Linked DNA regions of Homo sapiens: region 2 is linked to region 1. A link is an interaction called in ENCODE POLR2A ChIA-PET data of the cell type or tissue named here. Cell type or tissue: MCF 10A. All regions are shown on one strand. Each heading gives the region's core, and the rest is flanking DNA. Links, peaks and the distances in the headings are about the cores only. Region 1 overlaps SIPA1L1 (signal induced proliferation associated 1 like 1). Region 2 overlaps SIPA1L1 (signal induced proliferation associated 1 like 1).

Region 1 (16,253 bases), core at 5,366-10,365:
GCCAATTGCACTATGGGGGTAATAGTCAATTATTAATATTCCTTTTTTCCTTCATTTCTTCCCATTAAGGGTGGGAAACTTCTACTTTTCCTCACTTGTGAAATATGCTTTAAGAGGCTTACATGGGCAGCATATAAGTGTTGCTAAGCTGCTAGTACTTGGATCTTTGGTCTTCAAGTGCATGGATTTTATACTCAAACATGACAATAACTACATAAGTATTATGATGATTAAGAGATCAGACAGGGCTGGATCTAAAAGGCCTGAAAAATAGATATTGTATCCCTACTCTACTTGGAATCATTTCCCTGCTTCCCAAGGCTAAGAGCTATGGCTCTCTATCAAGGCCTACCAACCCTGACATTGCATAGATTTTAGATTTCTTCTACCCTGCTATCCAAAAAACTTAAGAGTCCTGTATCCTATTCTCTTAAAGTCTTGTTCTCCAGATAAAACCAAATTTTTGTCCAGAGGCCAAAGGCAGATAACATCCCAGGATATAACTTCTTCAGTAACAACACAGGCAATTAACAGGAATCTTTGGAATGCATCGCAAAATACCAGACTGAACATGGAGCAATTTAGAGGCCTGTAAGTTCTTGAGCATTTAAGTACCATATTTGGGCAGCTGTCTACCTTCATGCAGGACTGTATCTGGGATATGAAGAAGTTATGAGATGAGCGTCATTTTACAAAGCATGGGACAAGTTTTACACCACAAAGGATATTCAACTAAAAGTTATCTACAAGAACCATTTAATTATCAAAGGACATAAACACAAATAATTTAATTCCTAACTATCCAAAAGTATGTTAATTATTCCATACACAATTTTACACACATTAGGTATGTTTTTAAACCCTTTTCTATTACCTTACAAGTAAGATACCCTTAACAACTCTGTGAAGTTTACATTTCTGGGTGAAGAAACTAGCAGTATATTTACATGACTTAGATTAAAATGGCAACTCTGTGACTTTCAAATCCTAGGTCAAAGAAACCTCTATTCTATATTATTATTATTATTTTCAAAAAGAAGGCACTTGAAAGAATATGGCAATAATAAGTTATCAAAACACAAAAAATAGCTAATCATTTACAAAAACATTTTATGTGATAGTGAGCCCCATAACAAAAAAAGACGGTATTAAAATTGTAAAATGGAAAATGTATAAAATACTGCTCAATGTCTACCAAACGAAGCACAAAGAAAGTAAACACCACTAATACTTTCTAATGTAAATGAAATCTACAGCAAGAAATACATTAGTTTTCAAATCACTGAAATAGACACCATACGCGCACGCGCGCACACACACGCACTCTTTTTTCCTTACATGGCAGAAGATAACACTGAATTAGTGTTTTATATTTTAAAGATCAGGTTAACAACAATGTATGTCAATTAAAAGTCTTACTGTGCCAGGTGCAGTGGCTCACGCCTATAATCCCAACACTTTGGAAGGCTGAGGTAGGAGGCTCGCTTGAGGCCAGTACTGGGCAACACAGCGAGACCACATTTCTTTAAAAAAAAAAAAAAAATTAATTAGCCAGGCACGGTGGCCTGCACCTGTAGTCATAGCTACTTGGGAGGGTGAGGTGGGAAGACTGCTCAGGCCCAGGAGTTTGAAGCTGCAGTGAGCAATGATCAGGCCACTGTATTCCAGCCTGGGCAACAGAGTGAGACCCAGTCTCTTAAAGGAAAAAAAAAAAAAGAAAGAAAGAAAGTCTTAATGTAATGTAAGTAAGTGGATGACACTTACCTCCATTCCCTCCGGAAATGACAACAAAGAACATGACAGAAAAATATGAAAAAAAGGCAACAGCATATGAGATGTCAACAAAATTCTGACAGATAGAAAAGCAACACATAACTGGGAATTGATTTAGCAAACTGGAGAAAGCTGAAAACGAAGTGTGAGGAAGTCACCAGGAGGAAGCAATCTATTCATGATACAGAACTTCAGAACGGCTAAGAAACTGAGGTACTAAGGGGTGAGGCTGAAAATGAGAAGAACTAGATCAATAAGGGGACTACCATTGAAATGGCAGGGCCCAAACAGATCATCCAGAGGCAAAGGAATGCCAGCCTCACCACACACAGAGCTTCTAATCAACTTTTAAATAGAGTATTACCATCAAGAGTATAATTATGAAAAGCAACATTTCATAATTATAAAGGAGACAATTCATGAAGGCATACAATTATGAATGTACACACATCTCAAAATAAATGAAGCAACAACAGACATAATAAAAAAAGGACAATGACAAAATCATCATAGATTTTCAATGTATCACTCAGTGATAGAACAATTAGACAAAAAAAAAAATCAGGAATGACCTAGAAGTTCTGAAAAACACTATCAACCTAATTAACATTCACAGAAAATGTGGCAATTGAAAAAGACACATTCCTTTCAAATGCACATGGTACATTTATCAAGACAGATCATATCATATGGTGGGCTCTCAATAAAAGGATTGAAATTCCACAAATATTCTCTGACCACAACAGAATTAAATTAGAAATCAATAACAGGATATCTAAGAAAATCCCCAATGTATGAAACAACACACCTCCAGAGCTCATAGGTCAAAAATGAAACCAAAAAGGAAATCAGAAAACATCTGAACCAAATGGCAACAAATAGAAAACATGTCTTATTTTAAATGCTTAATAAAAGAAAATAAGAAAGATCTACCACAGTTACCTAAGGTTCCACCTTAAGAAACAAGAAAAAGAGCAAACTAAACCCAAAATAGAAAGAAGAAAATAACAGAAAACAGAAGTCACTGAAATGAAAAAAAGACAACAGAAAAAATTAACACAGCCAAAAGCTGAGTCTTTAAAAGTACCATATCAACAAAACCGACACACTTTTAGTTAGAGTGATCAAAAAAAAAAAGACAAAACACAAATCATTAGTATCAGAAATGGAAATACAAAACCAAAAAACCAGAGATCCTATAGACATTTAAGAAGATTAGCTCTCCCTCTCCCTCTCCTTCTTTCCACTGTCTCCCCCTCTCCCTCGTCTCCATCTCCTGCTTTCCACGGTCTCCCTCGGTTGCCGAGGCTGGACTGTACTGCTGCGATCTCGGCTCACTGCAACCTCCCTGCCTGATTCTCCTGCCTCAGCCTGCCGAGTGCCTGGGATTGCAGGCACGCGCCGCCACGCCTGACTGGTTTTTGTATTTTTTGGTGGAGACGGGGTTTCGCCGTGTTGGCCGGACTGGTCTCCAGCTCCTGAACTCGGGTGATCTGCCCGCCTCGGCCTCCCGAGGTGCCAGGATTGCAGACGGAGTCTCACTCACTCAGTGCTCAATGTTGCCCACGCTGGAGTGCAGTGGCGTGATCTCAGCTCGCTACAACCTCCACCTCCCAGCCGCCTGCCTTGGCCTCCCAAAGTGCTGAGATTGCAGCCTCTGCCCGGCCGCCACCCCGTGTAGGAAGTGAGGAGCGTCTCTGCCTGGCTGCCCATGGTCTGGGATGTGAGGAGCCCCTCTGCCTGGCCACCCAGTCTGGGAAGTGAGGAGCGTCTCTGCCTGGCCGCCCAGTCTGGGAAGTGAGGAGCATCTCTACCCGGCTGCCACCCTGTCTGGGAGGTGAGGAGTGCCTCTGCCCGGCCGCGACCCCGTCTGGGAACTGAGGAGTGCCTCCGCCCGGCCGCCCCGTCTGAGAAGTTGAGGAGCCCCTCCACCCGGCAGCCGCCCTGTCTGAGAAGTGGAGAACGCCCCCGTCCGGCCGCCGCCCCGTCTGGGAGGTGGGGGGGCACCCCCGCCCAGCCGCCACCCCATCTGGGAGGTGGGGGGGCGCCCCCACCCGGCCGCCGCCCCATCTGGGAGGTGGGGGCTGCCTCTGCCTGGCCGCCCCATCTGGGGGGTGGGGGGGCCCCTCTGCCCGGCCGCCACATCTGGAAAGTGAGGAGCCCCTCTGCCCAGCTGCCACCCCGTCTGGGAGGTGTACCCAACAGCTCACTGAGAACGGGCCATAATGACGATGGTGGTTTTGTCGAATAGAAAGGGGGAAATGTGGGGAAAAGAAAGAGAGATCAGATTGTTACTGTGTCTGTGTAGAAAGAAGTAGACATAGGAGACTCCATTTTGTTCTGTACTAAGAAAAATTTCTCTGCCTTGGGATGCTGTTAATCTATAATCTTACCCCCAACCCCGTGCTCTCTGAAACATGTGCTGTGTCAACTCAGGGTTAAATGGAAACGATGCTTGAAGGCAGCATGCTCGTTAAGAGTCATCACCACTCCCTAATCTCAAGTACCCAGGGACACAAACACTAAGGAAGGCCGCAGGGTCCTCTGCCTAGGAAAACCAGAGACCTTTGTTCACCTGTTTATCTGCTGACCTTCTCTCCACTATTGTCCTATGACCCTGCCAAATCCCCCTCTCGGAGAAACACCCAAGAATGATCAATAAATACTAAAAAAAAATAAATAAATGAAATAACTGATGCTGGTGAGATTAAAAAGAAAAAGGAATACTTAAAAAAAAAAAAGTTGCCTGATTTTTTAGTTTTTCAAGAGTAGCTTAAATCTGGATCACGTGGAACCTCCTGATTTTTAAATACTGGCAAATAAATGATTTTCTAATAATTGTAAAAGCCAATTTGCTAATCAAAGTAAACCCAACATGCCTACTAGAAAAAAAAAAAGAAGATTATAAGAGAACACAATGTTTAACTATGCCAACAAACTCAACAACTTACATGAAATGGACAAATTTCTTGGAAAATTGAACCTATCAAAAATAACACAAGAAAGAAAAAGTCTAAGTAGCCATATATTTTTTAAAGACATCAAATCTGTTATTTAAAATATTTCAAAAATGGAAATTCTAAGTCCATATGATTTCACTGGCAAATTCTATGAAACATTCAAGAAAAAGATTAAACCAATTCTACATACACTTTTTCAGAAAACAGAAAAGGGATCAAAGCCCAACTCATTTTATAAGGATAGCATAATGCTGACACTAAACAAAAAATAAGAATCACAGACCATTAATTGAGGCACAAAAATCTTTAACAAAATTTTAGCAAATTAAATCCAATACTATATAAAAAGGTATACCATGAGCCACCACAGTTATCACAATAATGCATTTTTGGTTTAACATTTAAAAATCAATCCGTGTAATACATCATATTAACAGATTAAAGAAGAAAATGCTCAGGATCAGTCTAATAGACACAGAAAAGGTATTTGACAAAATCCAATAGACATTCATGATAAAAATTCTCCACACACTAGAAGAGTAAAGAACTTTATCAAATAACTGAGGACAAATACAAAAAGCTAAAACCAATATAATACTTAAAGGCAAAAGACTGAATTATTTTCTCCTGAGAAGAGTAAAGCAAGAATGCTTGATATCACCACTTTCTAGTCAACACTATACTGGAATAAAGCAAGAAAAAGAGGTGTAAAGCATAAAGATCGGAAATAAAGAAGTAAAATCTCTTATTTGTGGAACATGATCATTTGTGTAGAAAATTCCAGAATCTAAAAAACAACTACACTATTATAAGAAATGAATTTAACAAGATTGCAGGATACAAAGCTGATGTAAAAAAAAATCAAGTATATTCTTACATATTAGTAGCAGACAATTAGGAAATAAAAGTTTGCTTTAAATCCCACTCATGGGCAGATGGATATTGGTATATATTAATACTTATATATCTCTTTCCCACCAAAATGGGAAAATAAAGAAAGATGACCACACAGAATCTAGGAAATAGAAAGTCCACCAAAGGAAAAAGCCCAAGAGAATCCCCAAGATGGTGGTAAAAAGAAGTTCCAAAATGGCAGCTCCCCAGAGGCTAGAAAGCAAGCAGCTCAGAACCAACAGGACACAGAACCCCGAAAGAGACAGTGCCAAGAGAAAACCAGAACTGAAGAATTCTCTAATCTGCTTTACCCTTTGAGTTGTTATAGTTCTATAAGAATATTTAGAACAAAATTATTGTTTGATAAATAGAAAGCTAAGCAAATAAAATGGTCTGTCTCTATTGGAGAAACAGTTGGAGAAAGAAATTATGATCACTGAAAACTCTGTGGTCACTGTCATCAACATTCAAATGATAATACTGTAAATACTGAATGATGGCTTGACCAAAACTTAGGTAAAATTATCATTGAGAGGATGGGGAAAGGGAAATAGGAGGAGCCAAATCCTTACCTTGTATAGGAAGAAGTCAAAATATAATGTTTGCAATTGAAAACTACAGGCTATAGGAGTGAAAATATATTATTTAGATATATGGCAGTGAATGCGACTAGAAACAGCAAAAAAAAAAAAAAAACTTTCAAAACGGTTGCCTCAGAGAGAGAAGCAGGAAGCATACAGCATAGGAATTTTTCTTTCCAAGCCTTGTATTACTATTTACTTACAATTTAAACCAGGCATGACCACTTTACTAAAATTAAAAATTAAAAATAATATACTTTAGATTTCTGTGAAAACTTTGTTTAAATGTAAACTTCATACCACACTGTCAGTTTCTGTCTTAATAAAACTATAGATTTATAAAAAATAATAAATACTATAAATAAAAATCTATAGTGTGCAACCTTGAAGGCTCTATCAAGAAAATACTTTTAACTGAATACGATTTCTCCAAATAAGTTTACCGACAAAATTAGTTGGAATAAAACATATAAGAGTATATAAATAATTACAAAAAATTAACTCTTACTGATAAATTGAAGAATGAATCGTTCAATAAAAGCATTTAGTAAAATACTACAAAAACAGTCCTATATCAAATATCTCCGGTTTCCTGATAAATACTGCAAATGGCAGTTAAGTAAAAAAATTTTGTCAAAAATACTGACATCATTCTAAAGAATATACAATATGCCCATGGGATCTTCTAAACATGATCACAGGCATTCTATTTCAGTTCTTTGGCTGTCTGCAGTAACACGAAGTACTTTCAAATACTACACAAGAGCTCCAAAGACCACTTCCTTGCATTCATAGCAGAGCTGCCCTGAATGGACACTTTACCAGTCATTTCAAACAGAATGACTCTAAACTCCACTCCAGCCAGTGTGCAGAGGGTGAACTGAGTCTAAGGATTTTTTCTTAACTTTTTGTAGGGACATTTCATTATGTTACCCAGGCTGGTCTTGAACTCCTGGCCTCAAGCAATCCTCCTGCCTCAGCCTCCCAAAGTGCTAGAATTACAGGCATGAGCCACTGAGCCCAACCAGGGTTTCATTTTAAATAGCTTTCAAATCACAAAGGTATCAGGAAGGAAGAAGAGAGGAGAAAAAATATAAAATTTTGAAAAGTATATACATTTTTAAATACTGGTAACTTTTTTTTTTTTTTTTTGGAGACAGAGTCTCACTCTGTCACCCAAGGTGGAGTCCAGTGACGTGATCTCAGCTCACTGCAACCTCTGCCTCCCGGGTTCAAGCGATTTTCCTGCCTCAGCCTCCTGGGTTCAAGCAATTCTCCCACCTCAGCCTCCCGGGTAGCTGGGATTACAGGCGCCAGCCACCACACCCAGCTAATTTGCTTATATTTTTAGTAGAAGCGGGATTTCACCACGTTGGCCAGGCTAGTGTCAAACTCCTGACCTCAAGTGATCCGCCCACCTCGGCCTCCCAAAGTCCTAGGATTACAGGCGTGAGCTACCACACCCGTCCAATACTGGTAACTTTTTTTTTTTTTTTTTTGAGACGGAGTCTTGCTCTGTCGCACAGGTTGGAGTGCAGTGGCGTGATCTCGGCTCACTGCAACCTCCACCTCCCGGGTTCAAGTGATTCTCCTGCCTCAGCCTCCCGAGTAGCCGGGACTACAGGCACGTGCCACCATGCCTGGCTAATTTTTTGTATTTTTAGTAGACATGGGGTTTCACCGTGTTAGCCAGGATGGTCTCGATCTCCTGACCTCATGATCCGCCTGCATCGGCCTCCCAAAGTGCTGGGATTACAGGCATAAGCCACTGCACCCAGCCCAACACTGGTAACATTTCAACCCATTCCTTTAGATGTTTGTTAGGAGATTATCTGGAAATTCTAAAATACTATCCACAGTTCCATCCAATCAGAAACATTTCAATTAAATGAAAAATGTTAATATACCTAAGAAAACACTCAAGGGAACTCTACAGATGTAGGCTCCATCCTCTGGAGCAATTTCTCACTGAAGATTTATGTGACCCAGGTACTTATTCCTGTGTTTGTAAAGCATAATCTGTGATTATGCAACTGAATATTACAGACACCCCAGGCCATTCTGTGTTTAAAAGTAAGTGTTTATGGCTATAACTTGCCAAACAACCATAATACCACTTAACCTCGGTTCAACTACTGCTTGAATGGACTTGTTAGGATTACACTGAAATACAAACACAAAATGAATACTAGGCCAAGGAATGTGATGTCAATATACTGAAAGAGGAAGAAAAATTCCTTACATAATGCTCCTTAGTCACTAGGACAGAATGTACATGAATATTTAAATTCTACGTACTGAAAACGTAAATGTAGAACACAGACAGAAATAGCGAATTGTAAATTTTGGAAAAAGAAGTAAATTCCTCTAAGAGGAATGTCATCTCAAAAAACAGCTCCTTGTAGATGGCAATAAAGTATAATGTTGTTTCTGAGTCTATTCAAGTAAATTAATCTGGATACGGGAGAAAAAAAGAAATTGAGAATTTTGTTTAAATGTATTGTTCAGAGCAGAATGCCCAAGGTTTTATTTGAATCTATGCATACTGATAGCAACTAAAAGTCATTACCACCCAATTGCTTCCTGGAAGCTGACTAATTCTGAGTGCACAAGTCTACACAGGAAGGTGAGCCAGCATACTCATTCTCTTCTGTCAGGCAATCACCCAGTATATACTGACCAAAAACATGTCCTTTAAAAAATTAAAACCATGAACGAGACAGTATCATAATATCTGAACTGTGGTTTCTCATATTTTCTAACCTCTTAATAAAATAAAGGGTTCAGCAAATAAGTCTGAGTTCATCAGATTTGTTTCAACCATTCAGCAATCATGTTAAACTTGAGATGCATTAAGGAGATCAAGTAAGGGTTAAGAGGCTGACACCATCACCTGACCTCTAGACTATGCCACTTAGAACTGTTTTATTTTACCACTCAAGTGAAATGTGACACAAGAGTATACAAAGAATACATGTGAAACCATACCTTTGCTTAAACTCCAATTATAGTGAACATTATTGAGAAACAACCATCCATAGCTCCATAAAACACTCAATTATGCCTATAATAAAATAATAATAGATATTTTAATATGCTTTGAAGACTCTGGCCAGGCACGGTGTTGCAGGTCTGTAATCCCAGCACTTTGGGAGGCAGAGGCAGGTGGATCACTTGAGCTCAGGAGCTGAAGACCAGCCTGGACAACAGGGTGAAACCCTGTCCCAACCAAAACAAAACAAAACAAAACAAAAATTAGCCAGGCATGGTGATACATGCCTGTAGTCCCAGCTACTTGGGAGGCTGAGGTGGGAGGATCACTTGAGCCAGGGAGGTCGAGGATGCAGTGAGCTGAGATCACACCACTGCACTCCAGCCTAGGTGACAAAGCAAGACTATGTCTCTAAAAAAATAAAAATAAAAATAAACTTTGAGGCTGCCTTCTGTTACTTTCATCAGTAGAGACAGACCATTTTAATCTTTCATCTTTCATGAATAAACAATCCATTACAGAAATATTGTCCTTATCATTACTCAAGGTAAGGCAACCATTACTACAATTCCACTTCGAAATTCATTTTGATTACCACTGCCCAATGTTCTAACAAGTATTTCTTATTCACACTAATAATACTCAGGATAATGGCTGATTAAATATAAAGTGAACTACTTAGTCTAATAGTATGTCACCAATGAGAAAACAGCATTATTTATCAAGGTCATCCTGTTATTTAATAAATAGAATTAAAGATCAACTTCCCCCATTTAGTGGCCTTTTTCACTCCAAAATACCACTCTTATTATTAAATTCATTTAGTATTTGCCTTTATATTATAGTATTAATGTATATCACTTTTATTATAAGTACTTTCTATAGAATAGATACTGCAGAGCCTGGACTATTTCTGCTTATGTTAAATTATTACTATTTAAAAACAAGATATACAAATATAAATAACATAGAAACTAAACTGTGATGTCACAGACACAAGGTACCATTTATGATTTGGCAAAATCCTGGGCGACTGTTGAGCATCACAGTTGGAATCAAGACCTTTGAATCCTAGATTCATAACTGACCTTGGGCACGCAAGTTGGCCTCTCTGACTCTCCATTTCTAAACGCTTCAACTTCACCTGAGTAACACCCACATGAAGAAATGAGATAATGTATGCTCTTAGTACATATATGTATAATAAGCTCTTAGTAGCCACCAAAAATAAGTACTGCCCCTTACTGTTGTGTTGGTGTTACTACTGAAGGGCAATTATACAGCAGTCACACTAAAGGAGTTACACTTAAGCAATGCACACACCTGTCTTTAAAAGTCTATCCCAATAGTGAAACAAGAATACCACAAAAATAAGAGCCAAAGACAAAAACCACATGATTATCTCAATAGATGCAGAAAAAGCCTTTGACAAAATTCAACAACCCTTCATGCTAAAAACTCTCAATAAATCAGGTATTGATGGGACGTATTTCAAAATAATAAGAGCTATCTATGACAAACCCACAGCCAATATAATACTGAATGGGCAAAAACTGGAAGCATTCCCTTTGAAAACTGGCACAAGACAGGGATGCCCTCTCTCACCACTCCTATTCAACATAGTGTTGGAAGTTCTGGCCAGGGCAATTAGGCAGGAGAAGGAAATAAAGGGTATTCAATTAGGAAAAGAGGAAGTCAAATTGTCCCTGTTTGCAGACGACATGATTGTTTATCTAGAAAACCCCATCGTCTCAGCCCAAAATCTCCTTAAGCTGATAAGCAACTTCAGCAAAGTCTCAGGATACAAAATCAATGTGCAAAAATCACAAGCATTCTTATACACCAACAACAGACAAACAGAGAGCCAAATCATGAGTGAACTCCCATTCACAATTGCTTCAAAGAGAATAAAATACCTAGGAATCCAACTTACAAGGGATGTGAAGGACCTCTTCAAGGAGAACTACAAACCACTGCTCAATGAAATAAAAAAGGACACAAACAAATGGAAGAACATTCCATGCTCATGGATAGGAAGAATCAATATCGTGAAAATGGCCATACTGCCCAAGGTAATTTACAGATTCAATGCCATCCCCATCAAGCTACCAATGACTTTCTTCACAGAATTGGAAAAAACTACTTTAAAGTTCATATGGAACCAAAAAAGAGCCCGCATCGCCAAGTCAACCCTAAGCCAAAAGAACAAAGCTGGAGGCATCACACTACCTGACTTCAAACTATACTACAAGGCTACAGTAACCAAAACAGCATGGTACTGGTACCAAAACAGAGATATAGATCAATGGAACAGAACAGAGCCCTCAGAAATAATGCCGCATACCTACAACTATCTGATCTTTGACAAACCTGAGAAAAACAAGCAATGGGGAAAGGATTCCCTATTTAATAAATGGTGCTGGGAAAACTGGCTAGCCATATGTAGAAAGCTGAAACTGGATCCCTTCCTTACACCTTATACAAAAATCAATTCAAGATGGATTAAAGATTTAAACGTTAGACCTAAAACCATAAAAACCCTAGAAGAAAACCTAGGCATTACCATTCAGGACATAGGCATGGGCAAGGACTTCATGTCCAAAACACCAAAAGCAATGGCAACAAAAGGCAAAATTGACAAATGGGATCTAATTAAACTAAAGAGCTTCTGCACAGCAAAAGAAACTACCATCAGAGTGAACAGGCAACCTACAAAATGGGAGAAAATTTTCGCAACCTACTCATCTGACAAAGGGCTAATATCCAGAATCTACAATGAACTCAAACAAATTTACAAGAAAAAAACAAACAACCCCATCAAAAAGTGGGCGAAGGACATGAACAGACACTTCTCAAAAGAAGACATTTATGCAGCCAAAAAACACATGAAAAAATGCTCATCATCACTGGCCATCAGAGAAATGCAAATCAAAACCACTATGAGATATCATCTCACACCAGTTAGAATGGCAATCATTAAAAAGTCAGGAAACAACAGGTGCTGGAGAGGATGTGGAGAAATAGGAACACTTTTACACTGTTGGTGGGACTGTAAACTGGTTCAACCATTGTGGAAGTCAGTGTGGCGATTCCTCAGGGATCTAGAACTAGAAATACCATTTGACCCAGCCATCCCATTACTGGGTATATACCCAAATGACTATAAATCATGCTGCTATAAAGACACATGCACACGTATGTTTATTGCCGCATTATTCACAATAGCAAAGACTTGGAACCAACCCAAATGTCCAACAATGATAGACTGGATTAAGAAAATGTGGCACATATACACCATGGAATACTATGCAGCCATAAAAAATGATGAGTTCATGTCCTTTGTAGGGACATGGATGAAATTGGAAATCATCATTCTCAGTAAACTATCGCAAGAACAAAAAACCAAACACCGCATATTCTCACTCATAGGTGGGAATTGAACAATGAGATCACATGGACACATGAAGGGGAATATCACACTCTGGGGACTGTGGTGGGGTGGGGGGAGCGGGGAGGGATAGCATTGGGAGATATACCTAAGGCTAGATGACGAGTTAGTGGGTGCAGTGCACCAGCATGGCACATGTATACATATGTAACTAACCTGCACAATGTGCACATGTACCCTAAAACTTAAAGTATAATAAAAAAAAAAAAGAAAGAAAAAAAAAAAAAGAATACCACAAAAATAAAACAAACAAAATGTACAAAAAACATAAAAGCTGCCCCAGAAAAGGTCTAGTATATTTTCTAACAACAACGAAAAAGTCTAAGTTCTATTCTGACTTGAGTAAAAAAGGTTTAAGATTTCACACTGAAGACATTTACTACTTAACCCCCAATGCCCCGGAAATAAATCTTTTAATAAGAATTAACTAATGTTTTAATTAAAAAAAAAAAAAAAAAAAGGAAGGCCGGCACGCTGGCTCATGCCTGTAGTCCCAGCACTTTGGGAGGCCGATGCAGGGGAGTTACCTGAGGTGAGGAGTTCGAGACCAGCCTGGCCAACATGGTGAAACCCCGTCTCTACTAAAAACCCAAAAACTAGTCAGACGTGGTAGTGGGCGCCTGTAATCCCAGCTACTCAGGAGGCTGAGGCAGGAGAATCGCTTGAACCCCGGAGGCAGAGGTTGCAGTGAGCCAAGATGGCGCCATTGCACTCCAGCCTGAGAAACAAGAGCAAACCTGTCTCCAAAAAAAAAAAAAAAAAGGCCGGGCACGGTGGCTCACACCTGTAATCCCAGCACTTTGGGAGGCCGAGGCGGGCAGATCACGAGGTCAGGAGATCGAGACCATCCTGGCTAACACGGTGAAACCCCGTCTCCAGTAAAAAATACAAAAAAATTAGCCGGGCGCGGTGGCGGGCGCCTGTAGTCCCAGCTACTAGAGAGGCTGAGGCAGGAGAATGGCAGAAACCCGGGAGGCGGAGTTTACAGTGAGCAGAGATCGCGCCACTGCACTCCAGCCTGGGAGACACAGCGAGACTCCATATCGGGAAAAAAAAAAAAAAAAAAGCAATGAATGTTCATTAGCTTTTTTATAAAAGTGAAAAATTAGAAACAGGCTAAACGTCCATCCAATGGGAATATATGAAAAAATGTATACAGCTATTAAAAGAATGAGAGAAGTTTATATATCCTTACATGGAATGATCGAAGACATGCTGTTAAGTTTAAAATAAAAAGGCACAAACACACAAAGTATTACTATTTATGTTAAGACAACCAAAAAAATGTATGTCACATACATACATATTTATGCACTTACATGCATACCAAAGGATTAAAAGTATGCAACTAACAGTGACCTCTGGGCATTATTCTGCATAATTTTGTGTTATTTGACGATTTCTGTGAGACCATATTTATATATTTCTTGTGTAACTTATAGATCCCAAGAAAAGCAAGCTAATAAACGCACTAGGTTAAAACTGAGTAAAAATAAGTTTTAAAAAGCACTTTATACTTTACAAAAATCCTTTAACATATTACTTAACTTGATCCCCACAATAAGCTTTAGAAATTACAGTAGTGTCCTTACTTTTAAAGAGAGAACAGACTCAAGTAGTTATTAATCCACAGTTAATAAATGCAGAGCCACACGCCTGTAATCCCAGCACTTTGGGAGGCCGAGGCGGGTGGATCACGAGATCAGGAGATGGATACCATCTTGGCTAACACAGTGAAACCCATCTCTGCTAAAAATACAAAAACAAAATTAGCCAGGCATGGTGGCGGGCGCCTGTAGTCCCAGCTACTCGAGAGGCTGAGGCAGGAGAATGGTGTGAACCCAGGAGACGGAGTTTGCAGTGAGAGATCACGCCACTGCACTCCAGCCTGGGCGTCAGAGCGAGCTCCATCTCAAAAATAAAATAAAATAATAAATGCAGAGCCAAAACAGAAACATGGTCCCAACTCTAAATTCAATGTTTATACTACAGCACCTCCAAAAACTGAAAACACTGGCATCTATACCAAGGCATTCTCTCTCTCTGCAGTGCTTCTGGTTCCTGTGAAAGTTCAAAGTGCAGAGGAAAAGGCAGTAGAATAGGAGTCAAAAGACCTGGATTCTAGTCTTGACTACACCACCACTAAGACTTCATGATAAGTCAAACTCCACAACAGTAATTATCTGTAGCTGCACAACAGATTCAACAGTGATGCTTTTAAAAAATACTAACTACCCAGGCCTGACCTCTAGAGATTAAGACTTAATTGGTCTGGGCTATCAGGACTTCTATTAAAAGCTCCCCAGGTTATTCAAGAACCACAGCTTTAAGACTTAGTAGCCTTGGCCAGGCACAGTGGCTCATGCCTGTAATCCCAGCACTTTGGAAGGCAGAGGCAGGAGGACGGCTTGAGCCCAAGAGTTCAAGACCAGCCTGGGCAAGATGGCAAAACCCCATCTCTTAAAAAAAAAAAAAAATTAACCAGGCATGTTGGCAGACAACTGTAGTCCCAGCTACTCAGGAGGCTGAGGTAGGAGGATGGCTTGAGCCAGGGAGGTAGAGGTTGCAGTGAGCCAAGATCTCAGCACTGCACGACAGCCTGGGTGACAGAGCCAGACCCTGCTAAAAAAAAAAAAAAATACTTAATAGCCTTGCCTGATAAAAATAAAAAATGTTAAAAACCATGTGTGCTACATACTTCACATAGTTGAAGGAAGAATGCAATAATATATAAACAACAAAATGCCTTAGAAATGCAAAGGAATTATTATTTATTAATTTAAACATGTACTAAACTTGTATGCTCCACTGGGATAGAGAGAAGCTGAGAAACTACCATGTCATCAAACAACTACTGAGCAGTGAGAAAAGGCACACAGACGACACAAAGGCAGTCATGACTAATAACCTCAGGGTCTCAAAGTGCCTACGGGCAATAGTGGAAAGAGGGCTTTGAAAAGGCCGTGCAGAGGAGACTCTTGAGCTAGATTTTGGCATTATCGACAGTGGGGCACAGCATAGGTAGGCAAGTAATTCAAGATGTTCTAGGCCCAGCAGGGTGGCTCATGCCTGTAATGGGATGAGCTGGGGCACTTTGGGAGGCTGAGGCAGGAGGATTGCTTGAGCCCAGGAGTTCAAGACTAGCCTGTGCAACATGTGAGACCCTGTTTCTACAAAAAAATAAATTAGCCAGGCATGTGATGTGGTCCCAGCTACTCAGCAGGCTGAGATGGGAGGATGGCTTGAGCCCAAAAGGTCAAGGCTGCAGTGAGCCGTGATCGCACTACTACACTCCAGCCTGGGCAACAAGAAAAAAAAAAATTGGCCTAGCATGGTGGCTCATGCCTGTAATCCCAGCACTTTGGGAAGCTAAGGCAGGTGCATCACTTGAAGCCAGGAATTCGAGACCAGCCTGGCCAACATGGGTGAAACCCATCCTCTACTAAAAATACAAAAATTAGCTGGGTGTGGTGGCATGCGCCTGTAGTCCTGGCTACTGGGGAGGCTGAGGCATGAGAATCGCTTGAGCCCAGGAGGCAGAGGTTGCAGTGAGCCAAGATCGCACTACTGCACTCCAGCCTTGGCTACACAGTGAGACTCTGTCT
Region 2 (16,253 bases), core at 7,773-12,772, 50 kb before region 1:
ACTACTGCACTCCAGTCCGGAAAAGAGAATGAGGCACTATCTCAAATAATAATAATATCCAGACAAGAGTCTACCTTCAAACTCCATTGATAATCTAATCTTGCAAATATCCAAAATCCAAAAGATAATTCAGGAAATAGAGACTCTGAGTTCCCTGAACGGGTAAAAAGAATACTGCTAAGTTTCTCCCAAAGCATTAAGAGTGCTCTCTAACTCCAGAAACTCAGAGTTCTAAGCCTTAGCTCTAACACTATACAGCAGAATAACCTTGTCAAACCACCTGATCTCTGTAAATATCCATTCTCACCTATAAACAGATAACAAATAAGGTTCTTTCCAGATATAAAACTCTATTATACCCCTTTCCATTCACACTCTAAGCAAAAGATCTTATAATCCTTTCATACAAACACACACCAACACATGCATTTGTGCATGTTCAGTGGAAGAGCTACCTGTAACATTTACTTCCTATTTCCATAGCAGCCCAGCCACAAAAACAAAATAGTATTTGATTACAAATCAGGGGCATATAAAAGCAGTTCGCAAATGAATGTGAAAAGGATTTATTCAGTACTATGAAATTAAATAAAAATGTGCATGTTGTACAATCAAACATTCATTTGATTGTTCATTCTGTTGAGGTGCAGAAAACAATACCCCAAAATGAAGGTCTCAGAAGCAAACGCTTTTCTCTGACCTTCTCCTGCCCTCCTGTCTCTCAGTCCCACTCTCTGCTGAGGCTGACCATAGAAACTGGAATCCCTCTTTCCCAAGGCAGATCATAGAAACCAGAAATCCCTTTCCTCAGAGCTAGTCATAAAACATAAATACATTACTATAACTTTCCCTCCACCTTTCTGTGTAAATACTGGCCATAAAGAAATTATCTGACTACCTTGTGTGATTGTAGGTTGTTAGGCCCCCATTCTAGAGAAGGTTGTGCCTCAGACCCCGAGGGAAGGAATTCATGCTCAGAGAGGCCAACAAGAATCTAGATAGGCAGGCCAGGCACAGTGGCTTATGCTTGTAATCTCAACAATCTGGGAGGCCGAGGCAGGAGGATTGCTTGAGCCCAGGAGTTCAAGACCAACCTGGCAACATAGTAAGGCCTCATCTCTACAAAAAATAAAAAATTAGTCAGGCAAGGTGGCACAGGTCTAGAGTCCCAGCTACTCCGGAGGCTGAAACAGGTGGATTGCTTGAGCCCAAGAGTTTGAGGCTGCAGTGAGCTGTGATCACGCCAATGTACTCTAGCCTGGGCTACAGAGACAAGATCCTTTCTCAAAAATTAAAAAAAAGAAAAAGAAAAAAAGAAAGCAAGAAGCACCACCTAGACAGGCCCTGCTGAGTTTCCCCACTCAACTGATTACCATTTAATCACCTCCTTTTTGTCAAAGCCTATTTCTACACGGCTGTCTATACTCTGTTGAACCTAAGCATAAAAATAGACAATTTCCCTGTATCTTTGGGTTTTCATTTTGAAAGCTTCTGTGTACACACATTAAATAAATTTGCATGCCTTTTCTCCAATTAATCTGCCTTTTCTGAGTTGATTTTCTATCAAACCTTCAGAGAGGCCAAGAGGAGCCCTCCCTTGGCCCTTATAGTTCATTCATGTTAAGGATTATGAAGTCCAACTTGGCTTTCATGTGATTTATTTTTATTTATTTATTTATTTTCTAGACACTATCTTGCCTCTGTTGCCCAGGCTGGAGTACAGTGGTGCAATCACAGCTCACTACAGCCTTGACCTCCCAGACTCAAGCAATCCTCCCACCTCAGCCTCCCAAGTAGCTGGAAGTACAGGCATGCTCCACCATACCTAGCTAATTTTTGTATTTTTTTGTAGAGACTAGGTCTCACGATGTTGCCCAGGCTGGTCTCGAACTCCTGGACTCACGCGATTCTCCTGCCTCAGCCTCCCAAGTGCTGATATTACAGCTGAGAGCCACCACACCCAGCCTCATGTAATCTTTTATGTACTAGTTAAGTCCACATATAACTACTTCTGTGAGTTATCTTTAGGAGTGTATACTGCTACTTGACATTTTTACTTTATTTGCCTCTTTTCATAGTGTGGAAGAAAGCACAGTAGGGGAAAGTTGCAAGAATATTCACCCATATGAAAAGATGTGAATTAGCAGTGGGTGGTTTTCTTCTAACTTATTTAACATAATCCTTAGCTCTGGACTACTAGCTTGAAAGCTGATTGTATGAAAAGCAGAACAAGGATCTGTGAGTAGGAGTTAACATGCTAAAAGCATATCGTGCATTTAATTATCTCATCAACTGAAACTGTCCCTTTCAAAATACACAAATAACACTGCGCTGCTAACAAATTTGTTCTCAAGAAGTTTTTTTTCCCTAAATAACAAAAAATATAAGTGTATATGTATATCTATATAGGACCTTTATAATAATATCAATAATAGGTCCTTCACATTTCCACAGTGAAGGATAAAACTGAGTTGATCAGGATTTGAAATACCCATCTTTAAGGATGAACTAGAAAAGCCTCCCTGAGGAAATGAATTTGAATGTGTTTCAAAGGGAGGGCAAGGTGACTTGACAGGTGGTGAAAAGAAAGAGAAATTGCAAGCAAGGAAAATGCCCTGTGCAAAAGCTGCCCCTGTGGTTTCTCAAGAAGCAGAGTCGCAAAGTGATCCCACAACTGAGAAAGATATTAGTTAAGCACAAACAAAAGGGAGAGAAGCTACACATTATGTGACACTCAGCCTCAGTTTTCTCATCTGTTATAGGAGAAGGCTGGATTAAGTGATTTCTCTGGTCCCGTGCAGCTTGTTTCCTATGAGGCACTGCACTGACAACCTCATGCTCCCAAAAACCCTGCTGGGCTCCTGGCTTATTAGCCCCATTTGTTAGATGAATAGAGTGAGGCTCAGAATACTGATGAGATCTCCAGCTAGAGGATTGTAGAGATAAAATGGAACAGACGTAACTATTGTGGAGAAAGAAGTGGCATATGAAGACTGATAACTTCAAAAACCAAAGCTTCTGAAAATAATTTATTGATAAAATAAGTATTACAGTTTTTTATTTTCTTAAAAGATCAAAAGGAAGAAAGAAATATTCCCCATCATACCAGACAACCATGCAAAAAAAAAGGAAAAGAATAAATACCATTCTTACTTTGAAACCAACAGTCCTTTAAGGGAAACTAGAGGAGGTGGTGTGCCTATTTCTGCCCAGCAGTAGCTCTCATTTAATTATGTATTCCCTCTGCCTGTGGTGTCCATAATGAGGTAGGTGTGATGCTGAATATACAACACATCCCTCAGCCATTAGAACACAGATTAGCAGTTAACTGAAGAAGTCTTCCAAACTTCAGAAGCACTTAAGACAACCCTCACACCTAGCTTTACCCCCAATGCACAGATTGTAAAACAAGGTGTTACTTTTACATAAAAGCTCAATGGTAATTATAGTAATTTACCTGCAATTATTCAACAGCAGAATTCTTTATTTCTAAATAAATTCACATCTGATAGCAAAATACAGTGCAATGAATAAAACTAGCCTTCAACTTCAAAGCCAAATATTATAAGCTAATGAGATCTACCTATTTGTAAATATACATCAGGTCTTCAAACACAGTTCCTATCCTGTACCATTTCTCCACATATAAACATATAGGACTAAAGAACCTATCCTCTGCTGATGGAAGCCACTTAGATAAAGCAATTCGAGAGTGTCTATTACAATATCCCATGACCTGACAACTGCATAGAGAAACATGCCCATATACACAGAGCCAAGGACAAGGATGTTGCCTGCAGCCTTGTTTATAATCAGGAACTATCAGAAACAATCTAGAAGTTCAGCAATGGGAAAAATGAAGAAAAAAAAAATCAATCCCCATGACTAGGCAGCAGTTAAAAAGGATGAACTGGGATTATATGAACCAACATGAATACCTATCCAAAGCCAGTTGTTGAATAAAAAAAAAAAATTACAGATATTAAATACAATGGCAATTATGTGAAGTTTCTAAAATACAAAAATACAATGCTTTTATATTATAAATAAAAATAAAAGTACCAAATCAACAAACTGTTTACCAGTGGAGAGCAAGCCAGAGAACCAGGACGAGGGAAGTGGGGAGGAAACAGGCACTCAAACCTTATAAATGGACTAATTTATTACTTCTATTAAAAAATTAATCTTGAAAAAATGTCCCACAAAAACAAAATGTTATCAAGTGACTTGGGATTAAATAATACGGTGAAATAAAAATAATATCTCAGCAACTATTACTAAATTAAAATGAAATTGAGGAGCAGGTTCTGGGATGATCACAGAGTAGCAAGTATCAGGAATCTGTCTTCCCGCCCAGACAATAGATGCACTGGCAGAATCTATCCAAAATAATTATTTTGGAGCTGTGGAATCTATGGAAAACTTGCAACTTCTAGCAGAAAGCCTGAACAGTTCATTGAGGTTATTTTCATTTAATTTTGGCTCTTACCGTAGTTGCAGCTACCCATCATCTACCCCAAGTCCTGGGGCAGGTAGCTGGGCACACATTTCCTAGAGTAGTTTGCACACAGCTGGCAAGAGCCAGGATGGGCAAAAAGGACCCTGCCCTCTAAATATCAGGGATCTGTGCTCTAATGGCTGACTGCTGCTTCTGATCACAAAAGTGCAAAGAGGCCACTGTTGTTGAACCTCCCCTCTTGCAGGAAGCCCCTCCTTTTTGACCAAAGGGACTTCAGGGCATTTAACAGGCCAGAGCCCTTCTCCCCAACCCCCATTCAATTTTCTCTTTACCCCTTTTAAGGGCCAGACATTAAAGACTAGGCCATTCAAAAGCAACCACATATATGGGGAAAATTAGAACGTGACCATGCATGGTCAGGGAAAGGTGCAGACTCAGAAAATATCTGAAAAGACCTTAAATTTACACATCAGATTGATCATCAGCACACAGACAGCCTACAATAAAAATAAAAATAAAAATAAAACCAGTAAAAAAGAAAAAAAAAACCGCAAATCATAAGGAAGGGGGAGAATCTGATTTCCAGAGTTGGCACATTATGAGATTAAAATGTCCAGTTTTCAGCCAGGCATGGTTGCTCATGCCTGTAATCCCAGCATTTTGGGAGGCTGAGGTGGGGGGAATCACCTGAGGTCAGGAGTTCGAGACCAGCCTGGCCAACATGGCAAACAAAACCCCATCACTACTAAAAATACAAAAATTAGCAGGCACAGTGGCACACACCTATAGTCCCAGCTGCTTGGGAGGCTGAGGCAGGAGAATCGCTTGAATCTGGGAGGTGGAGGCTGCAGTGAGTCAAGATCACACCACCGCACTCCATCTCAAAAAAATGAGACTCCATCTCAAAAAAAATAAAAATAAAAAAATAAAGTGTCCAGTTTTCAACAACAACAACAAAATCACAAGAAACACAAACAGGAAAATACTGCCCATTCAAAGGAAAAAATAAATTAAAAACTGACCCTGAAAAATACTTGTTGGCAGATTTACTAGACAAAAACAACCATGTTAAAGATAAACAAAGAACTAAAGGAAGATGTAGAGAAACTTAAAAAAAAATTCATAAGCAAAATGAAAATATTCATAAAGAGATGCAAAATCCAGAAAAAAATTTTTGAAGTTGAAATGCACAATAGAAATGAAAAATCCACTGAGGGAATCAAAGGCAGATTTGAGGATGCAGAAGAAAGAATCAGTGAACCTGAAGAGAGGACAATGAAAATGATCAAGTCTGAGAAACAGGAAGAAGACTGTAGAAAAGTGAGCAGAGCCAGGGGACCTATGGGACACCATCAAGCTAAGCAACACATACATTGTGAGAGTTCCAAAAGGAGACAAGAAAACTCAAAGAGACCCCCATTGATACACATTATAATATCTTTCTAAAGACAAAGATAGAATCTTGAAAGCAGCAGGAGAAAAGCAACTCATCACATACAAAGGATCCTCCTAAGATTATTAGCAGTTTTCTCATCAGAAACTTTGGAGGCCAAAAGGCAGTAGGAAGATATATTCAAAGTGCAAAAAACAAACAAACAAACCTATCAACCAGAATGTTATTCTGTCAAAACTGTCCTTCAAAAGTGGGTGCGAAATGAAGACATTCTCAGACAAAAAAAAAAGCTGAGAAAGTTGACTACCATTAGACCCGTCTTGCAAGAAATGATAAAAGAAGTCCCTGCAGGGTAAAAATAAAAGGACACTAAAAAGTAACTTGCAGCCACATAAAGAAATAAAGACTTCAATAAAAGAAAATGCAGGAGCAATTATAAAAGTATCATTGTAAAAACAGTCTGTAACTGCATTTTTTGTTTGCTCTGTGATTTAAGAGACTAAACTTTCTCTAAAAATTTAGTCTAAAAGGTAGTGCTATTAGTTACAATGCCACATTTTGTTTTCTACATGGTTTAAGAAATGAATGCACTAATCTCTTATTAGTTCATTATTACTTTATGTTTTTGAGCACACAAGGTATAAAGATGTAATTCTGTGACATCAACAGTGAAAAAGGTGGTGCCTGAACTATTAGAGGAAGAGAGTTTATGTAGTTAAGCTGGTATAAATTCAGGCTGGGTGCAGTGGTTTACAACTGTAATCCCAGCACTTTGGGAGGCCAGGGCAGGCAGATCATTTGAGGTCAAGAGTTTGAGACCAGCTTGGCCAACATGGTGAAACCCCGTCTATACTAAAAATACAAAAAAATTAGCTGGGCATGGTGGTGCACGCATGTAATCCCAGCTACTCAGGAGGCTGAGGCAGGAGAATCGCTTGAACCTGGGAGGCAGAGGTTGCAGTAAGCCAAGATCATACCACTTGCACTCCAGCCTATGCAACAGAGTGAGACTCTGTCTTTGGGAAAAAAAAAAAAAAAAGAAAGAAATTCAAATTAGGGTATTATGACTTTAGAATGTTAAATGTAATTCCTATGGTAACCACAAAGAAAATACCTACAGAATACAAACAAGAAAAAAAAAATTTTAAAGGTTTCACTAAAAACAAACAAACAAACAAATACAAAAGTCAACAGTTAATGCTAGAAATAAGGAACCAAAAAGCTACAAGGCATGTAGAAAACAAATAGCAACATGACAAAAGTGCCTCCTTATCAGTCATTACTTTAAATGTAAATGGATTAAACTCTCTAATCAAAAAAGACAGAGAATGGTAGAACAGATAAAAACAACCTCTGATAGACAAAGGACATGTGTTTAAAGATTAAAAAATTAAAAAACATGATCCAACTATATGCTATCTACAAGAGGCTCACTTTAGATCCAAAGACACAAACAGATTCTAAGTGCAGTAATAAAACGATTATTTCGTGCAAATAGTCACCAAAAGAAAGCAAGGATGGTTATACTAATACCTAACAAAATAGATTTTAGGTCAAAAACGCTTACATTAAACAAAAAAAGGACATTATATAGTAACAAAAAATACAATATAGCAAGATATAACCATTATAAAAATTTATTCACCTAACTATCAAAATATCTAAAATAAATCTAAAATAAAACCAAAGAGAGAAATAGACCATTCTACAATAATAGTTGGAGACATCAATACCCCATTCTCAATAATGGATGGAACAACTGGACTGGATACAAGGAAACAGAGGACTCAAAAAACACAAGAAACCAACTGAACTAACAGGTATATACAGAACACTCCAAGAACAGTATACACATTCTTCTTAAAAGCATATGGGATATTTTCCAGGACAAGCCATATACTAAGCCACAAATTAAGTCTCAACAGATTTTCAAAGATGCCACATAAAATGTCTTCTGCAATCACAACACGATGAAGTTAGAAATTAATAAGAAGTAAAACTATTTCCACAAAACACAAAATTGTAGGATACTGAACAACATATTCTTAACCAATAGATCAAAGGAGAAATCACAGGGGAAATTAGAAAATACTTAAGACTTGAACAAAAATGAAAACACAAATGCCAAAACTTATGGGACACAGCAAAGGCAGTGCTGAGAGGAAAATTCACAGCTATAAATGTTTACATTAAAAGACAAAATCTCAAGTCAAAAACCTAACTTTAAGAACAAACTAAACCCAAAGCTCACAGAAAGAAGGAGTAGAGATAAACTAAACAAAAGAAAAACAACAGAGAAAATTAAGGAAACAGAAGTTGGTTCTTTGGAAATATCAACAAAATTGACAAATATTTACTGAGATGTACTCACACACACAAAAAGGGAAGATTCAAATTACTAAAATCAAAAATGAAAGTGGGGACATTACTACTGATTCTACAGAAATAAAAAGGCTTATAAGAGTGCACTATGAAGAACTGTATGCAAAAAAACTGGATAACCTAGAAAAAATGGATTCCTAGAAATACAAAATGTTACCAACATTAAATTATGAAGAAACAGAAAACCTAAGAGATATAACTAGTACAGAGATTAAATCAGTAATAAAAAAAATCTCTCAAAAAAGAAAAGTTCTGAACCTAATGGCTTCACTGGTAAATTTTACCAAACAAATAAGGAACTAACACCAATCCCTCTCAAATTTCCATATAATTGAAGAGGAGGGAACACTTCTTAACTCATTATCTGATGCCAGTATTACCCTAAGACCAAAACCAGATGAAGATACTACAAGAAAATTGGAGACCATTATCTCTAATGAATACCGATGCAAAAATCCTCAACAAAATATTGGCAAACTGAATTCAGCAGCATAGTAAAAGGATTATACACCATGACCAAGTGGGATCTATTCCTGGAATACAAGGATGGCTCAACATACAAAGATCATACACCACATTAACAGAATGAAGAGATGAAATATCCCATATGACCATCTGAATTGATGCAGAAAAAGCATCTGTTAAAATTCAACACCCTTTCATGATAAAAACATTCAATAAACTAGGAATAGAAAGAAACTACCTCAATAAAATAAAAGCAACATATGAAAAACCAGTTGCAAACATCATGTCTATAATGAAAGTCTAAAATAAAAGCTTTTCCTCTAACATCACGAACAAGGCAAGAATGCATGCTTTCATCACTTCTATTCAACCTAGTACAGGAAGTTCCACCAGAGCATTTAGGCAAGAAAGAGAAATAAAAGGCATTCTAACTGGAAAAGAAGTAAAATTACTTCTGTCCACAGGTGATATAATCTTACATGTGGAAAACCCAAAAGGTTCCACAAAAAACTGTTAGAACTAATAAATGAATTCAGCAACATAGCAGGAGACAAAGTCTACATACAAAAATCAGTTGCATTTCTATATACTTATCAATGGACAATCTTAAAAGGACATTACAAAAACGCATCAAAAGAATAAAATACCTAGGAATTAAACAAGGAAGTGAAAGACTTGTACAATGAAAACTACAAAACACTGCTGAAAGAAGTTAAAAGAAATAAATAGAAGCACTTTCCATGTTCAAGGACTGAAAGGTTTGATATTAAGATAGCAATATTACCCAAAACAACATACAGATGTAATACAATCCCTATCAAAATCCCAATGATATGTTTGCATAAATAAGAAAAACAATTCTAAAATTTACATGAAATGTTAGGGGACCCAAATAGCCACAATGATCCTGAAAAGGAACAAAGCAGGAAGACTCATACTTTCTGATTTCAAAACTTACTACAACGCTATGGTAATCAAAACAATATGGTACTGGCATAAAGACAGACTCAGACACCAATGGAATAGAATACAGAGCCCAGAATAAGCTTTTGCATACATGGTGAAATGATTTTTGACAAGAGCGCCAAGACCATTCAATGGGGAAAGGACAGTCCTTTCAACAAATGGTGCTGGGAAAACTGCATATGCAAAAGAATACAGTTAGGTGAATACTACTTACAAAAATTAACTCAAATGAATGAAAAACTTAAATGTAAGACCTAAAACTATAAAGCTCTCACAGGAAAACATAAGGTAGAAGCTATACAGCACTGGCTTTGGCAATGTTTTCTTAGATATGACATTAAAGGCATATATAACAAAATTAAAAAACAGATAAATTGGACTTCATGAAAATTTTAAAATTTTGTGCATCAAAAGACACTATCAACAGACTAAAAAAGGCAACACACAGAATGGGAGAAAATATTTTCAAATCATATTCATATATCTGACAAGGGATTAACATCACAGCTATATAAAGAACTGTAACTCAACAACAAAACAAACAACTTGATTCAAAAATGGGCAAAGATCTTGGATAAACATTTCTCCAAAAAAGATATTAAAATGGCCAATAAGCACATAAAAAAATGTTCGACATCACTAAGCATTAGAGAAATACAAATCAAAATTACGAGGTGCCACCTCATACCCATTACAATGGCAACTATCAAAAAACCAGAAAATACGTATTGGCAAGGATGTGAAGAAACTGGAATCTTTGTGCACTGTTGGTAGGAATGTAAAATGGTACAGCCACTGTGAAGAAAAGATTATGGCAGTTCATCAAAATTTTTTAATAGAACTACCAGATGATCCAATGATTCTACTTCTGGGTATTTACCAACAAAATTCAAAGCAGAGTCTCAAAGAGATATTTGTACACTCATTTTCACAGCAACATTCTTCACAATAGCTAAAAGGCGGAAGCCACCCAAGTGTCCATCGATGGATGAATGGATAAGCAAAATGTGGTATACACATACAACAGAATATTATTCCGCTTTATAAAGAAGGAAATTCTTACACATGCTACAACACAGATGAATCTTCAGACATTATGGTAAGTGAAATAAGCCAGTCACCAAAAAGACAAATAATGTATGATGATTTCACTTATATGAAGTGCTTCAAGTAGCCTAAATCATTGAGACAGAAAGCAGAATGATGGACATCAGGGCCTGGGCAGTGGTAGGAATGGGGAGTTACTGTTTAATGAGTACAGAATTTCAGTTTTACTGAAATGAAAAGAGTTATGAAGATGGATGGTGGTGACAGCTGGACAACATTATTAATGTATTTAATACCAACGAACTGTACGGTGAAAATGGTTAAGATGTTATATGTATTGTTTCATATTTTTAAAAAAGGAAAAAGCAACAACAAATAAAAGTTAAAATAACTACAAAAGGTCTAATCAAATGGAAGAATACAAACTACCATAGGGATAATTATAACATCATAAATGAAGCTGACTCTGTCTACTTAAATGGCCACATGAAGCTTCAGCTGGTATAATTATTATAGGTATGAGCCAACACACATATCTCTTTCCCAGGCTAAAAGTTTGGCAATAACTGAAAGACGTCCTCATATACAACTGTTAAAAATGTTAGCATCACTAAGTAAAAACGTCATACTCCATTTTAACGACTAAGAATCCTTTCCCACTGTGCTGGGATTACAGTGGCCTAGTTTATATGAGAATGTAAGCTTAACATTTTAATAAAGTTCAGCAACAATAATTATGAGTCCCCTTCTTGCGGTAAATCTCCAGAAAATCACGGCCTGGGTGAGCACCATTTACCTCCCTCTACTTTCAGCCCTGTCAAGGAACCATCAGGCAGGCTGTCTTTTACACAACCATCTTCTACATTCCCCAGGAAAAACCAAATGGACTTTCAATCCAGGTAATTGCATCTCCAATATTATATCCAACCATAACAGCTACTGGAATAAAAAAGAAAGGAAGAAAGGGAGGGAGGGAGTCAAGGAGGAAAGAAATAACCAATCTGTTGTTATAATATATATCATTAATGTAAGCTTTACCTATTTTATTATTTTATTTTATAATTTTTTTAAGAATAAGGTCTCACTCTGTCACCCAGGATGGAGTACAGTAGAGTGATTATAGCTCACTGCCTTCAACTCCTGGGCTCAAGCCATCCTCCCACCTTAGGCTCCCAAGAAGCTGGGACTACAAGCAAACACCACCATACCTGCCTACCTTTTTTTTTCTCGTTTTTGTAGAGATGGGGGTCTCACTATGTTGCCCAGGCTGGTCTCAAACCCCTGGCCTCAAGCAATCCTCCTGCCTCAGCCTCCCAAAGCACTGGGGTTACAGGCGTGAGCCACCATGCCTGGCCAGATTTACTTTAAATATAATCAACTACATCTTTCTCATTTTAGTTACTATTATTCCATAAGATTTAACAGAAAATAAAAACTAATTGAAGAAGAGTAAATAATAGAAAAATGTCCTCATTCAATCGTTAAGTATAAAAAGTAGCTCATAAAACAGTATGCGCAATATGATCTTAATTTTGCTTTTAAAACATATCTTTGATCACAAAGAAGAACAAAACTGAAAGAAAACTATTAAAGTGACACAGGACAAATGACCCCATTTCTTCCACAACAAATTACATGAAAAAAGGGAGAGAAGAGAAAATGCTACAGATTAAGAAAGACTTAAAAGAGACACGTGCGATGTGTGAAGGCTGCTTGGATCCTGATTCCCACAAACCAACGGTAAACTGACAATTTTGAAACAATAGAGAAAACATGGACTAGGGCTTACACGACTAGCTAGAGTACATAGTAAGTTTGTTAATGGTGATGACATTGCTGCTATTTTTTTAAGTGCTTCTCTGTTAACAAAAAATGACTGAAGTATTTATAAGTTAAATAGTATAATATCTGAAACTCCAACAAAAAAAAACACAAAAGCAGGAGAAAGACAGACAGAATGGCAAAATGTCCCTGTCCATGACTGTGGAAGCTAGATGATAAGTATATGGGGGCTCACTGCACTTTTCTCTCTACTTCTATGCATGTTTGGAAAATTCCATAGATAATAAGTAAAAGTGATAGCAGAGATAGTTACTTCTGGATGTTAGTGAAGACTGAGTGATCTGGTGGGAATTAGGTGATTTTTACTTTGATCTGTGTGCCATTAAGAACATCCAAGATTTTACACAACAAAGATGAGTTGCTTTGGTTACCTAAAAAACCAAATGTTACTCCTTTAGTAGACAGATAGATGGGTAGATAGGCAGACAGACAGTCAGATGGCCTTTCAATGCCCTGTTCGAATAATGCCACCTTCATGGATTCAATCCTCCCTCTATAAATGCCTCAATGCATTTACCTATATTTCTACTAAAGGCCTTATTATGTTTGGTCATTTATTATGACCATTTCCAACTATGTCTAATTCTCCTCTAGAAAAATAACTTGATTACGAGGAGGCATTTCTTTTTCATATTTCTATCCTGGCTAATACTAAGCAAAATGTTCTCTACATAATAGATATAAAATAATTATTTGCTTAATTAACTTTTCCACTAATAAATCCAGGGAAGAAACGATGTCAACAAACACAGAATATCTACCTTATAACTACAAAAGCTTTAAGGTTTTTGTTTTGTTTTTTTGAGACAGGGTCTTGCTTTGTCACCCAGGCTGGAGTGCAGTGGTGTGATCATGGCCCATTGCACCCTCAACTTCCCAAGCTCAAGCAATCCTCCCACCTCAGCCTTCCAAGTAGCTGGGACTACAGGTGCATGCCACCATGTCCAGCTAATTTTTTTTTAAGAGATGGGGTCTCACTATGTTGCCCAGGTTAGTTTTGAACTCTTTGCCTCAAGAGATCCTCCTTGGCCGGGCGCGGTGGCTCACATCTGTAATCCCAGCACTTTGGGAGGCCGAGGCAGGTGGATCATGAGGTCAGGAGATCAAGACCATCCTGGCTAACAAGGTGAAACCCCGTCTCTACTAAAAATACAAAAAATTAGCCGGGCGTGGTGGCGGGCACCTGTAGTCCCAGCTACTCGGGAGGCTGAGGCAGGAGAATGGCGTGAACCCGGGAAGCGGAGCTTGCAGTGAGCCGAGATTGCGCCACTGCAGTCCGCAGTCCGGCCTGGGCGACAGAGCGAGACTCCGTCTCAAAAAAAAAAAAAAAAAAAAAAAAAAAAGAGAGATCCTCCTTGAGCCTTTCAAATTACAGGATTACAGGTGTGGGCCATCACCCCTGGCCCAAAAGCTTTCATTTCAGGCCAGAACAGCCCTGAAAGTCCCTACACAAAGACAGATATTTATCAAATGTTACCTAGTCAATTTCTCAAAACATTTACTTTTCAGTTGACTGGAAAAAAACACTGGTCGGTAGCAGACAAGGGTCAGTTACTGAATTAAGCTATAGACTTAAAAAAAAAAAAAACCCTGAAAGAAAACAAAGTCCGTTAGCTCTACAGCAACCATTCACTATTTAACCTACTGAACGCTCATCCAGAGTGCCAATCAGACCGTTTTAATTAAGGAAACTATTACAGGCAGAACTCAAGGCTAGTCATGTGCTGAGACAGCAACGGTTCAGGAAACACCCCTGCTCTGAGAGGCTGATATCAGGCGGAAGGGCTGCCCACCCATACCACTGTGTTTCCCTTATCATCTACTCACTGAAGACCTTGGCCCATTTTGTGCAGATGTGAGTAGTAATGGCCTTCAAGCCAAGGACATTCAACGCTACATTCTCCTGCTTATTAAAAATCTTTTCCAAAAAGATACAATAAAGCCCTCCCCGCAGGAGCACCAAAAGCTCCAGAACGTGGCATGCTGAACTTCCCCACATTTAAGACTTTACCCACCATATGGCCTTAATTTTCCATACATGGTTTTGGGGAAAGGCACTTAAATACTAGTGAAGACATTTACAACTTCCTCTTATATATAAAATATGCTGAGGGATTGACAAACATTAAAATGAAGTCCAGGTTTTAAAATAAAATCCCCATCACTGTTTCCTAAGCCCTTCGAGAAACATTAGCAATTCATGATCAACTGGCAAATGCAAGCTTCTCCCAAGCTTCTTCTCCAGTTCTGCCGTGTGACCTGCTGTCTCAGAAGCCAGGTCTTCAAAAATGCTCATGTCACCCAACTTTTTAAGTCAAATAGGGACAGTAGGGGGTGGGGCTGAGCTCTGCACAATTCCTACCCTGACCTCCAACTACATCCACATAGTTCATGTTCTCTCTTCTTTATTTTCTGATTCCTTCCTTTAGACTTTTGTTCAAATCCACTATTAGCAAATTTTAAATATATGAGACAGTCAAGAAAGTGGGCAACATGGTACCATTATAAAATTACAATATACTACTATAGACAATCATACCCATGCAGATCTGGGCCCAAAAAAATAATCAGGTATTAAGAAATAAGGCACACCCCTCCAAAGACAACTTAATTCAAATACCTCTTACCATTTGCTCCAGTAGAATGAGTTTAAAAGAGGTAACTATTTGGCATGGGCAGCTGCTCTCTTATGTTCTGGAGAACATAAAAATAAAAGCTGAGTGAGAATAAGTTGTTCCTACTGAAGAGAAAAAGGGTACAACAGCATTAGTAAATACGAAAGAGTCAGATCACCATTCTACTGGCTGATAAAAATGTTTGTTAGGCTAAAGGATTTCCTATCATTTTCTTCTTTAAGAACAAAGAAATGGGCTTTGGATAATAAAAACGTGTAACAAAATAATTCTGAAGTGACCTCAGGCCATGTCAAACTCAATTCAAACTAGTCACAGCCAAAGATGAAAGGAAGATTCTCTAATCATCCCCTAGCTACTATACATTTTTAGTATTTTTATACTGTATTATAGTTAGCATTTAGAAAATAAAACTGTCTAGCACTGTTGACCCTTCAACAATACGAGTTTGAACTGTGCATGTCCACTTAAAAGTGGATTTTTTCAATAACAGTTACACCAAGTGTGCCTGCCTCTCCTGCCTCCCCTTCCTCCTCCTCCACCTCTGCCACTGGAGACAGCAAGACCAATCTCTTCTTTCCCTCCTCCTCATCAGCTTACCCAATGCAAAGACAATGAGGATAAAGACCTTTATGATCCACTTCCATTAATGAATAGCAAATATATTTTCTCTTCTTTAGGATTTTCTTTTTTTTTTTTTTTTTTTTTTTTTTTTTTTTTTGAGACGGAGTCTCGCTGTCGCCCAGGCTGGAGTGCAGTGGCGCAATCTCGGCTCACTGCAGGCTCCGCCCCCTGGGGTTCACGCCATTCTCCTGCCTCAGCCTCCCGAGTAGCTGGGACTACAGGCACCCGCCACCTCGCCCGGCTAATTTTTTGTATTTTTAGTAGAGACGGGGTTTCACCGTGTTAGCCAGGATGGTCTCGATCTCCTGACCTCGTGATCCACCCGCCTCGGCCTCCCAATAGGATTTTCTTAATAACATTTTCTTCTCTCTAGCTTATGTTATTGTAACAACACAGTATATAATACATATAACATACAAAATGCATGTTATTCAACTGTTCA

What was found. Peaks named below come from ENCODE experiments on the same cell type or tissue, not always from the same donor. Only the 100,000 strongest peaks of a DNase experiment are listed, where the experiment ranks them.
Region 2: POLR2A ChIA-PET joins it to region 1 with 5 read pairs; 4 of 35 experiments call an interaction of 5 or more read pairs at or near these places.

The regions. Positions count from the first base shown.
Region 1 is chr14:71,364,765-71,381,017 of GRCh38, reverse strand. All of the region lies in intron 2 of SIPA1L1 (signal induced proliferation associated 1 like 1), which reads right to left. Among named protein-coding and RNA genes, the nearest start is that of SNORD56B, 25 kb to the left of the region's middle. In MCF 10A, for the core only: no CTCF peak of the experiment used is centred there; DNase peaks (open chromatin) are centred at 8,307 and 8,807.
Region 2 is chr14:71,417,125-71,433,377 of GRCh38, reverse strand. The region is part of intron 2 of SIPA1L1 (signal induced proliferation associated 1 like 1); the gene reads right to left. Among named protein-coding and RNA genes, the nearest start is that of SNORD56B, 27 kb to the right of the region's middle. In MCF 10A, for the core only: no CTCF peak of the experiment used is centred there; no DNase peak of the experiment used is centred there.